Linked DNA regions of Homo sapiens: region 1 is linked to region 2. A link is a contact called in ENCODE Hi-C or POLR2A ChIA-PET data. All regions are on one chromosome and are shown on one strand. The core of a region is the stretch at or near the end of the contact, and the rest is flanking DNA. Distances in the headings are between cores, read along the strand shown.

Region 1 (5,716 bases), core at 2,985-5,484, 1.4 Mb before region 2:
GGTTTAAATTTGTATATAATAAAATTTACCCATTTAAAGTATACACTTAAATTAGTTTTAACCAACATATACACTGGTGTAACCATCACCACATCAAGTTCTAGAACATCTTTTCTTTTATATACCTATTACTAAAAAGACAGCACACCATAACATGGCATGCGTATATGCCTACTGCCACAAATACTAATATGTATACATTTTTTTGTCTCTTTCTGTGCCGTTCCTTTTGGTTCTTCATTGATGGCTGAAATGGTAACTGTGGAAAAATTCCTTGGTATCCTGACATCAGAACCCTTCTTCTTGGCGAGACCACGATGATGCAACCTCAACCCACTCAGCAGGCACCCCAGGGCCCTCCAGTGGGGGCCATGCTTCCCAGAGCGGAGACAACAGCAGTGAGCAAGGTAAAAGGTCAAACATTTTCCTCGTGCAAAGTAGGCATGACTAAAATAACTTCAGTATTTTATGATATCAGTACATCTGCCGCCATGTAAACAGGAGAGTGGCAGGTTAGGGAGTAGAATCAGCTGCTATTTAAAGAGACAGTATTTCCTCTTCTTAACTTACTTTCCTTAAAAAAAGAAATCAAAGTGAGCTGTCTAATCTTTAAGTAGGCATTACAATAACAATTGATTAGTTCTGCCAATTCTTTTACAAATTTGGTTATCTACACTTTATTTCTGTGTGTATAAGTGGAATCACAGGCCTGCTTTACTGCTGTGATGCAGTAGCTTGAATTGTGCTATAAATAGCATATTTTGCCTGTAATATCAACTATAAGCATTCTCTATAATCAAGCAATTATGCCTCTAAAGCACATAAAATTTAAAAATCTGTTCTTATTAGCTCTGGAAATATTGTGGAATTTTACATGGAATCTTATCTTGGGAAGGTAGATTTTGAAATTCTTAGAGGATTATTTGTCCCCATTTCCATTCAGCTGACATGGTGACTTTTGTCACAAGTCCTAAAAATTAGAATAATCAGAGGGCAAGGGGGACATCAACTGCAGATGTTGAGGAAGCCTAGTGCAATTTAGAATAAATTTTACTATTTAAAACTCACCTATTGCACAGAGAGCAATTATATATTGGTAGGAATGACTCATCTATGGCTAAAATGATAATTTAAAGGAAGATGCATTATTGAATGTGGGCCAGGGAAGTGTATAGATTTTACTTTTTAATATTTTACATTAGATGGTGTCTGATCTCCTAGGTCTATTTCATCTCTATTATGACTGTGTTTATGGCCACGATATTTAAGTCTTAGACAGGCTTCCAAGTAGAGGACAGTTTAACAGCTCGAGCTGTAGTTATATATGCCATTTAAAAGAGGGTGTTGATGTAAGTAGGGTGCCTTTTGTCCTCCAAGCTTCTGACTAGGAATTTTGGATTTCTGAGGTTCTAGAAGAGTCTAGAAAAATGTCCTTTCTAGGATGCCATTCATTTGTGAATGGGTCCAAATTAGAATCTAGGTTTAAGCAAATTGAAACTAACACAGCGATGAATCATATCAGACGGCAAATTATGGAAGAACTTGCAACTTGCACCTATATAATATATACTGTTTTATATACTGTTTTATTTTACCAGTTAGTTTCTATATAAAAGATAAGTAAATTATAAGGCATTTTCAAGGTAACTGGTACATAGGGTCAATGGATCTGCAAGCAATGACTTAACTGTGGTTCCATGTCACAGTGATGGACTTCTCAGCATGGTTAAATCTGGAAAGCTTTCTATGACTCCATCCTTCCCACCACCCCAAATTGCGGCGACACAAAGGGTGAAATGTATCTATTAATAAAAACAAAATACTCTAAACATTGTATAAAAGAGGGGAAAAGGAGAAGCCGACTTAATGGTCTAATGAGGCTATCTTCCAGAGACTTCTTGTGTGTGAGGCTCACTTTGACCTTTCGCTTTGCTCAGGAGCCCAGCGCCTCATTTTTCACATTCTTGCAATTACGTTAACGCTTCAAGCATTTCTGACTCCAAGTCAGCTAGCAACACCAGGCATAACTCAACACTGTGAGTTTTTCTCCTCTCTGTAGATTCATTAACAGGTCACCAAGGTCCCAACTGAAATTTAAAACTGACTGGTTCTGTTGGGTTAGTTGAGTTATGGCAAGGGAGATAGCAAGAAAGGGCCAGAGAGAAGAGGAGGTGGGAGAAAGAAGAACCCAGGTTTTGGAGTGGGGATTACTTGTAATAACGAGCAAAGCATAAAGTTTTAGCGTTTCGGTTAGTTAGTTTTGTTTTTTAGGAAAGAGAAGAATTCTGAGACTGATATATAGGTAAAAACAATCACACAAACTTCTGTGCTGTGGGTAGATGCACCCACTTATCCAATGCTGAAGGATTTGATCCCTGTAGGATTCTGTTCCTTTAATCATGTCTCTGCGGGATTAAAGAATGGACATGGTAGCTTATGTGTATGAGTACTAGGAAGTCAGTCATTTTACTGTATCGAAGTTTGAAAGAAAAAAAAGGTATGATTTCTATAAAATGGGGACTATTTTGGCATAGAAAATTTCCTACCTGGCTTACCACATCAGTGATTAAAACACATATATAAGAGCATTCTGGCTTTTTACAGCAGACTTTAAAATTTGAAGGCCAGACTTGAGTGTATGTTGTCATACTCATGCCTATATTAGTCTTTTAAACAGGGTTTCAAGGTATTTTGATATTTTGTCCCACCGAATTGTCCAGAGTAGTTTCAGTGGGAAAGATTAATTATCTGCTTCAGGGCAAAGTCAACAGAGATATTGACTGAAATCGCATATGCTTATCCTAGGTTAAATCTTAGGGTTGATGTATAATGGAAAACGTGGGAGAGAAATTTATGTCCTTAGTATTAAATATATTATAATGTTTCATTGGAAATCAAGTTTGTAGTTTCGCAAAGAGTTTTCGCATTCAGAATTTATTAGCAAAACAGGCATATGGAAAACTGTAAAATGATTCAGTTTCAAAACAAATTATGATAAACACAAAAAATAGGGATGAATTGTACTAAATACAATGTTTTCATACACATTTTAAATTAAACTTTAATAGCCACATGCTATAAAACAATACATGTATTTATGTTGCTTTATAATTTTTGTGATTATGTTTACTATAATGATTCATAGAAACTTTACTTTGGAACCTAAAAATACCTTGTTTTATGACCTGATAGTGAAACAGCTACAGTTACACAGGTGAAAGTTCATCTTTTCCTCCATAGTGTTTCAGCAATGAACCAAAAGGAGGAGAAAAAATGTATATCACATTTTTAAAATATCTTAAGAAATAAACTTGGTAAAATGTGAAACCTGACTTTACTATCTTTCAAAGAGCACATGTCTAACAGTAAGCTATATAAATATGAACCAGACTTTTCATTCACTGATTTCTCTTGCTAAAAGCAGCCAAAGGAAGGGAGTTTGTCTTGTTAGTCACATTAGACGGAGGAAGAAAATCTGGTTTTTCAAGGATGGAATTAGGGTGCAGACTTGGGGCTCTGGGGAAGTAACTGGCCCTCTTTGTGTCTGGCTTCCCATCAGTAAAATGGGGTTTGATAATAAGTCTAGAGATCCCTAATTCTGTACCTGCTGAGTCAAAAGCTGCTTTGTATTTCACTGTGTATTTTGCCAGAGTAACGACTAGGAAGCAGCCCCTTGTTCCTAGAGCACTTTGAGAGCCTTAGATGAAAGACACAATATATGTACAAAGTATTATTATTATTGATGGGTTTGTGTAGCTCCCATTAACGCTGATGGGAGTTACGCATGTGAATTGGCAAGAGAATAGACCCCTCAGTGTTTAGAGCACATGAAATTTACATTTTTTCCAGTGCTGTAATTGAGATGTTGACAAATTGGAGAATATTGATGAGCCTTTGTTTTAAGTATTTCGTGCCAAGTTTGTTTTATTTTTCCTGGTTTGAACAATGGTATGGGTTCAGCCGCAATGAATAAAAAGGGTAGAGTAAAGATAACTTTGTATTTCAATATTTTGATGTGCCAATATGAAATAAATTGTCTTAGGCAAATGGAATATGCTGTTTTAATCATTAGCTATGCATGAAAGAAAAATTGATGTTGACATCTTTGCTGTAAAATCGTTGTAATGGGGCCTTCCTTACAATTCATTTTTGTAAAATTCATTTTGTACATTTTGCAGCAATTGAACAATCCCTGCACTGTGAATAGGCAGGATTCCCAGAAATACCGAGACAGTTGGCCCAGTAACTGCTGAGCTCACACTGCACACCACACGCACGTTAACCATACTGTTGCCAGACCCAGTTAACCTAAATACATTAGCATTCTAGAATCTATATTGCTCTAATCTTTCAGGACACAGGGCTGTACAAGCCAGCATAGTTCTCCCTAACTCTGCCACCTACCACGTCCCTCTGTTGATGTCCCCATCTATTTTCCAGGCGATGAGGCTAGAATTCCTCATAGCTAGATATTTATTTATGTATTATACAGTTGTTTAGCAATCATGGTGTTGAAACCTACAAATATCTCCTTAGTAGTGAATGTAAGTGTTTATAGGTAAGCAAATGTCTAAGATAGTATTGCACTTTTGAGCTTATAATACATGTTATAGTTATAAAATAGTATTTTTTTCCCACCAAAGTATTCCAGTTATATATTTAAAGAGGAGGAGGGGGCTTCAAACCCACTTACTGTGGGTCCTGAATATGTTCTACTGGGATTTCTTATTCAGTCTAGGAAAACTCTGTCAATGGAATGTTTTCATAGTGGCGGCAATCTCTTTAAAATAACCCTAAATACAATATGACAGATGCCATCTGGCATAATCTTTTGCTAGTTGCTTCTAACTTTTATTTTTCCTAGAGCTAAGTTCATCCAAAACTGGTCACTTACTGTTATGATAAATACAATGACATTTTTTTTCCTTCCTGTCCTCCTAATTGTGTCAAAAAAATTCTGTGAGACTATAATTGATAATTGAACATTGCCATAGAATAAACTGTTGTATATGGACTATTTACATTGCATTTTCTTTCTCTTTTCTCCCCCCAAATAAAATTTAAAATAATGCCATTCTTTAACCATCAGCAAACATCCAAAGATTTTCTGTTGATTTTTCTCAAGACTTTTTAGAGTAGTAACCATTAGAAGTAAAATTAAATTCTTCTAATAAATAAATGCTCTAGGAGCATGTAATGGTGCCCATAAATGCTTAAAAGGTTTCTATAATTGCTGTTAATTTTGAGTAATTTCTTCCTATATGTATCAACTTACTTGAGAAACCCAGATTTGGGATTTCTAGATTTTTTTTTTAACTGAGTCATGTAAAGGGATGTCTCCTGATGCCAGTTAGAGTTTAATTTAGAGTAGTAATTAAACTTGAATACTGCCTCATAAACAAAAGATAAACAATAAACCAGCCACGTTCCCTGCTGTTTCATAGCTTTCTTTCCCAGATGTTTTAGCCTGATAATTTTTACACAGTGAACTACCTAACATGGAGTTTTGTGGACAGAGGTAGAAAATGAGTTTTCTTTTTTGGTGTTTTTTTTTTTTTTTTTTTTTTTTTTTGGTTGTTTTTTCCTGGCAATCCTTTTTTCCTTCCAAAAAGCAAAATGCAAAGGATTTTTCATTATTTAGATTTTTTTAAAACTCTGGTGAAATAGATATTTAATGGAGATGTGCTTTAATGGTAACTATGGTTTTTTTCCTTAG
Region 2 (6,343 bases), core at 3,418-5,917:
GTCAACACACACTGTCCGTAGTCAGGTGAACATGTCAAGAATAACACTTTTAGAGACTTTGGTTCTTGCAAACAGATTATTTTCTGAAGAATCACTAATTTCCTGTTTCTTCAAGAAGGTCACAGAGACTCTGAAGCATCACATTCCCCCTCCCATACCTGGGTACCAGTCCTCCCATCAATCCTCCATCATTATCATAACACTGCCCAGGACCGAATCTAGGCTACATTGTGAAGCCGAGCTCTGTTTCAGTGTCCTCTCCAAAGGTAGGTTCTCAGAATCCCCATGCTACCTCTTCAGACCAGGAATCCTCCCTTTCATCCCCCCCATCTCCACCCTCAGCACTTTTTTCCTGGACAGTGCCCAGTGCTTTTGACTTCACCATTTTCCACCACCATTATTTATCTTTCCAAGTCCTTTTACCTTAGGACCTTGGTGTCTGCTGATAAAATGGTAAGTATTTAGACAGTTCTGATACATTAATTCACTACCTCCTTTGGCTAATTAGGTTTACATTTGAAGACAGCTTCTGGAGACAATGTTTATTAAATTTCAGAAGGCCCAGAGTATGTTTTAACCCTTTTTTGCATATCCTATAAAATGCAATGGGGTACAGATCTTGTAGTAGCTGCCAAATATAAATCTGGATTGAATTCCTGAAGATAATTAAATTAGATTAGTTATTCTAGGTTTTTCTCAATGTCTTTCACCTATCTCTCCTCTTCTTTCCCGCATATCCATATGGACATGCCAGATGAGGCTACATTAGTCAAACTATATGTGGCTCTAGGTAAAAATCATGTAATACATCTAGAATTTATTAGTTTCTTTCTGTATTATGGCCCTGTTGAAATCATCTGGACATACTGTATCTCAATTTCCTCCCCCGTTAAATGGGGTTACTATTGATCTATTATTCATAGAGTTTTTGGTAACATTCTGTTTTGTTAAAATACTTTGAGAGCCTTCTAGGAAAACTGTCAGAGAAAACTTAATATGTACTATTAAGGTTTTTTTAAAAAAATGTACGGAGCACCTATTGTACACAAAGCACTGCATCAGTTATAAAAGACACAAATATAACTAGTATTTTCTAAATTTAAAAAACTACACTCTAATGTGGAATTTTATAATAGATTATTCTACTAATGATAAAACCACAATATGAGCAACAATATTTCTTTAACTGCTATGGAAAAGAGACAAATATGCTTTTTACTTGTCTTTCAGAAATTTTCCCACAAATAAATGAGAAAAAGTTATGAAGAACCTCACGAATTACTTACAAGTTGTGGCCTAAAGAACATAAGCAAGGATCTGAATAATTTCCTATGCTTGATTAGGTGGCTGAGCAGAAACTGACCTTCTATCTACAGAACTGTCCTTTGAATGCCATTTGTCTCTGTGGACTCGAGGAATTTACTGTGGAGTGCCTTGCCAACAGAGTGTTCACCTTGTTAATATTAACCATGAACTTCAGGTCCTGCTGTATGTACTCAAAAGGCAATATAACATAGAACATCAAAGCCCAAGAGACAGCTGAAGAGAAATGAAGATAACAGTTAAGCTAGGGAAAACTGGAAAACTTCGAGTGGCTCTAAACAGAGTTCCCCCTACCCTCGCCACACAACACACTGACCCTGTCACATAGTTTGGTTGCTAGGTTGAATTTAACTTATTCCAAGAACTTCCACCTCTGGAGAACATATTCAACTGGAAATGACAAGTGTTACGGGGAAATGCTAAAATTTTAACATATAGTCCCCTTCGATCAATATTATCTTACAGAAAATCCCAGAAATTTTAAGGTCAAATACGCTAGGGATATTCTGAGCATTCATCAAAGATGCTGTTGTTAACTTGTCTCTTAGAATAAGGTAAAACATTGTTTTTCTTCCTAATTTCTGTTCATATGGAGGGAATGCATTTCTGAAAAGAATGTACTTTAAATGTTCACTCCAAAAACATGCAAAGAAATTTAAGAGTGAATCATATTCTCCCATTCTGCAGTTGGAGGCTGACCTGCCAGCATCTTACTCAACACTCCAAAGAAAAAGACTTTTCTTGTCTAAGAGCGCAGATAAAAGCTCTCACTTCAAAACTTTCCTCTCTTTGTAAGTCATAGTTCTTTGAGTCAGGACATGAACCTAACATTAAATGCAGCTGTCCAAGAAGTAGGTGTGCACAGGAAATGGGAAGGTGATAGGGAACAGCAAAAGGGCATTTTTATCTGGTCTCCGGGAAGGCTTGTGGAAAATTTTCCAGATATTTTATGGAATGACAAGAGAGGTAAAAAATTCAACCTTGGAGAAATATGGCAAAATTATTAAGGCACAGAATTTTTATAACTTTAGGCATATAAAAGTTAATGGGGTGTGTGTGTATGTGTTCACACAGGCACAAATATATGTGTCTATGTGCTTTAATTGGTGAGTGCTAAAAATAATTCAAATCTTAAACAGTTATGTTTTTTCCTTTTTTATCCAAATATTTTTATCCAAATTTAAGTTATGGGTTCAGTTAATTTTATCTGTTACTTCTGTGTGACCTTACTACAGAGTAAGGATCTATCACTCAATCAATAAGGAATTTCTCTACTTTCCTGCTTCCATATATTTTCTATGATAATTTTTCCTGACCACCACTCCCTACCCTTTTTTGTGTGTCTACTTTGTGAATTCAGCACACCAAGTAACAGAATTGGGTTCTGAATATCAAACATGCATTGAATTCTTGCAAAGAAAGTGAATATGATTTATTAAAAAATATATTCACCTTAAGACATACAATTCAAAAGTTGGAGTAAAGTGATGAATCTTGGACATCACTGTAACTCTGCAGGCTACGCTTTTTCATATTGACCCTTGACCTGGTCTGCTGACAAATTTACAGTTTCAGAGAAGCCTGGAGTGTAACAAAAAAGCTGATATTCTCCCTTTGTATGTGCTCCTTATCCCTTTGTATCATTTTGTGTTAAAATAGCCAGCTTGTCAAGTGCTTTGGCCTTTCAGAGATGAGCACTAGAAATACAGGAATACATAGATGTCTTTTTATATAGGCTTTTTCCACCAAATTTAGCTGCAGGGGGATATAAAAGACAAATGTGTTGACAAATGACAAGATGTTACTCACTGTAAAAATATTATTGCATGCACACAATTTCCTGTTATGGTGCATATATTGACTGCAACTTTGTTCAAAATGAACTGTATATTAAGAGAAACATCTTGCCTTGTGATCTGTTCTAGCTTGATTTTGAATTCTCTGAAAGCAGCTGTTTTAAAAAAAAAACCTTGCCCTAAACCTAATAATCACAAATAGACATGAATTTTCCCATGAGAGGCCACAAATTAAAAAAAGATTTTATTTGGATCAAAAGCGGTTTTGTCCAGAAATAGATAAAAATATTTCAGATAAAGTATGTGAAGGATGTGGCTCTGGAGACACATTAAGGAGTGTAACTGCCAACCTCTGTTGAAATGAGTGTTCTTCAATAATGATGTACAGATAGGCATATGGCTATTGAATTTATTATCTATATTTCACTTAAGTCAAAGTCTTTAAAGACAAATTGGGCATCAGAAATAGCATTCATGTTTGTAAGGGCCTCAAGACCCTCTTACCTCATAAGTGTTAATGTATAATTGATTCTAATGCATTGATTACCCAAAGAATATGTATTGTAGTTCCAATGTCTATGAGCAGTAATAAAAGGATCATGTAGTCCAATTTCTTATTTAGCTGAATTGAATCATCTTTAGTATATCAGCTATTAAAATGATATAATTATGAATTCATGTATAATAGTTTTTATTCTTCATCAAACATTGGCATTCTGAAATCTAGGTTAATATCACATCACAAAATCATAATGGATGAATCAAATTGGAGCCAGTATCTGGAACAATTATACATAAACAGAACAAACCTGAACACTTTCTACTTACGCAATCTGGTGCTCTTGAACATATAACTCATTTGGTTTTTAAAAAGTTATGTCACAGAGGGCATCAGACCTCTGCTAGGGTTATGAAACTAGATGTCTTATTCTAGTGACCTCAAACAGTTGAGGCAAAATAGCTCTAGCTGAAGGTTATTCAGTATTCTACATGTTAATTACAGTTGTCCCAGTGGTGTATGTTATGTCTGGAAATAGCACGACAAGCAAGCCCATTCTGGATTAGACAAGGCACCCGGTAGACACAACACTGAACTCAAGGTCTGTATTTGGGCATTGGCATGAGCAAATCCTAACTGTGTTTGGCAGAAATGCAGGTCTAATGATCCTTTCCAAGACTAATCCAAACACAAATGAATGACTGGACTTGGTAAAGTCTTTGGCATACCGCATTTCAGGCAAGAAATAGGTCCACTACTTTTTCCATTCTTTTATTTAAAGTCAGTATTTGATTCTAAATATTTCCTACTCCCTGTGCTAGTCTACATATCTTACAGGGCTACCACACAAAGAGGCAAATATTTTTCTGTGGGGTGGGGATTCTATTGAGGTCAGTGTTTCAGAGCTTGGTACAGGATGTCCCTTCAGCATTCTGAATCCTGGCTCAGTGAAATCACTGATAAGCCAAGCTTTTACTCTTGATTTCCCACAGAGTTGAAAAAAGTATAGCCGAAGTGACTCAGGAGAAATGGGGAAAATGTGTTTTCCCAGCCCAGCAAGCTCCTCCTGTACTCCTCCACCAACCAACATACTCCCACACACTCTCTCTGGCTCTTTTTTATTTTTTTCTTCCTCTTTGGCTTATGCTGTTCTTTTTTGGTCCCTGGCCCTAGTTATGACAGCTGATTGACATTGCTGGCAGTTCCCCTGGTGTCTGGTTAGGCAGAATTCCCCCTGCAAAACTAGGATACAAAACAAAGAGCAGACAACAGTGCAGAAAGGAAGGCTGAACAAAACAGAACCAGGAGAGATGCAATATTGTTTGCTGAAAATATTTTTAAATTTTTCAAAAAGAGGGAGCAAACCTTTAAAAGATTGTTTTAATCATCTGTGTTGCTTTTTTCTTCCCTCCTCTCTTTCTGGCCATCCCTTCCCCCGACCCTCTACATACCATTTTTGGCTTCCATTTCTCCATCTGCGTTCTTCCTTGTATTTTTTTTTTCCTGAGTCATAAACATTTTATCAGTCAGAGTTTTTGCTATTTCTGACCTACCTCAGAGCCAAACATTTGTTTTATCTTATTTATTTTTCCACCTGAAGAGTTAAATCATGATTGTATCAAGTAGAATTATGAGCAATTATTGCCCTACCTCCTCCCATTTCAGACCTATCTTTCACTGTCCTGAAGAAAACTAGATTTTTTGCTGCTTTCAACACTCCCACTATGAAGAGTCCAACACTCCCATCCAAAGATAATCTTTTCTAAAATTTTTTCACATGATAAATGGACCTCTCTATTTTCCCTCTACTTAACCATCTATTAAGTGGATCATTTCCCTGAGAAGTTCCTCTCAGTTCTCTATCATATTTCAAAAGATCACAAACAATTATGTTCATTGAGGTGTTGGTAAGTTAATATATCATCCTTTTGCTAGTACATGCCTTTCAATAAATACTATTAAGGCAAAGAAATAAATATCAACTGATGGAAACTCAGGCTTCAGCAACAGGACTTTTGAGTTATTTTCTGATTTTATAATAATGGCAAACACCTATAATTTTAGGACAGAGGTTTGTCAGGTGTATTAGGCAGAGTTCTAGCAGCTCCTTAATCTTCTTTTTCTTTCAGCAACTTCATATAAAATGTGAATTTAACTTTTATGTTACTCATGTTAATATACTTCCATAGTTTCTCTACCTCCACAGAACATTCTCTTATATTATTTTTGTGTATGGTAAAAATATATGATAAAAGACTTGCATCAGGAATTTTAATGAACTCCTAAAACTCCACACTAAGAAAGAACAAGGGCTAGGCACAGTGGCTCACACCTATAATCCCAGAAATCTGGGAGGCGGAGGTAGGCAGATTGCTTGAGCTCACAAGTTTGAGACCAGCCTGGGCAACATGGCAAAACCCTGTCTCGATAGATAGATAGATAGATAGATAGATAGATAGATAGATAGATAGATAGATAGATAGATATTCAACAATTAGCCAGGCGTGGTGGTGTGTTGCTGTGGTCCCAACTACTCACGAGGCTGAGGTGGGAGAATTGCTTGAGTTGCCTGAGCCTGGGAGGCAGAGGTTCCAGTGATCCAAGATCGCACCACTGAACTCCATGCTGTCTGGGCGATACAGCCAGACTTTGTCTCAAAGAACAAAAAAAAAAAAGAAACAGAAAAGAAAAAACAAGCAACCCAAATTTAAAATGTCAAAGGACT

The links. Hi-C counts contacts between places; a loop is a spot of excess contacts on that map. ChIA-PET counts read pairs that join two places held with the same protein, here RNA polymerase II (POLR2A). Pooled maps may share reads with other maps.
Region 1: a loop to region 2 is called in a map of endometrial microvascular endothelial cells, with 5 times the contacts of the local background. The contact joins two enhancer-like sites. A Hi-C loop is called at or near these places in 1 of 168 maps with a recorded cell type or tissue (endometrial microvascular endothelial cells) and 1 of 50 pooled maps. POLR2A ChIA-PET finds 5 or more read pairs at or near these places in 1 of 52 experiments (naive thymus-derived CD4-positive, alpha-beta T cell).

What each region holds. Positions count from the first base shown.
Region 1 is chr15:37,078,462-37,084,177 of GRCh38, reverse strand. It overlaps MEIS2 (Meis homeobox 2), which reads left to right. Exons shown (of 12, transcript NM_170675.5): 7 at 293-407. Among named protein-coding and RNA genes, the nearest start is that of MEIS2, 19 kb to the left of the region's middle. Within about 2 kb of position 4,234, at least 2 of the 41 ENCODE cell types and tissues checked have a DNase peak (open chromatin) inside an H3K27ac peak, as active enhancers do.
Region 2 is chr15:35,689,220-35,695,562 of GRCh38, reverse strand. The region is part of intron 1 of DPH6-DT (DPH6 divergent transcript); the gene reads right to left. Among named protein-coding and RNA genes, the nearest start is that of DPH6-DT, 150 kb to the right of the region's middle. Within about 2 kb of position 4,667, at least 8 of the 41 ENCODE cell types and tissues checked have a DNase peak (open chromatin) inside an H3K27ac peak, as active enhancers do.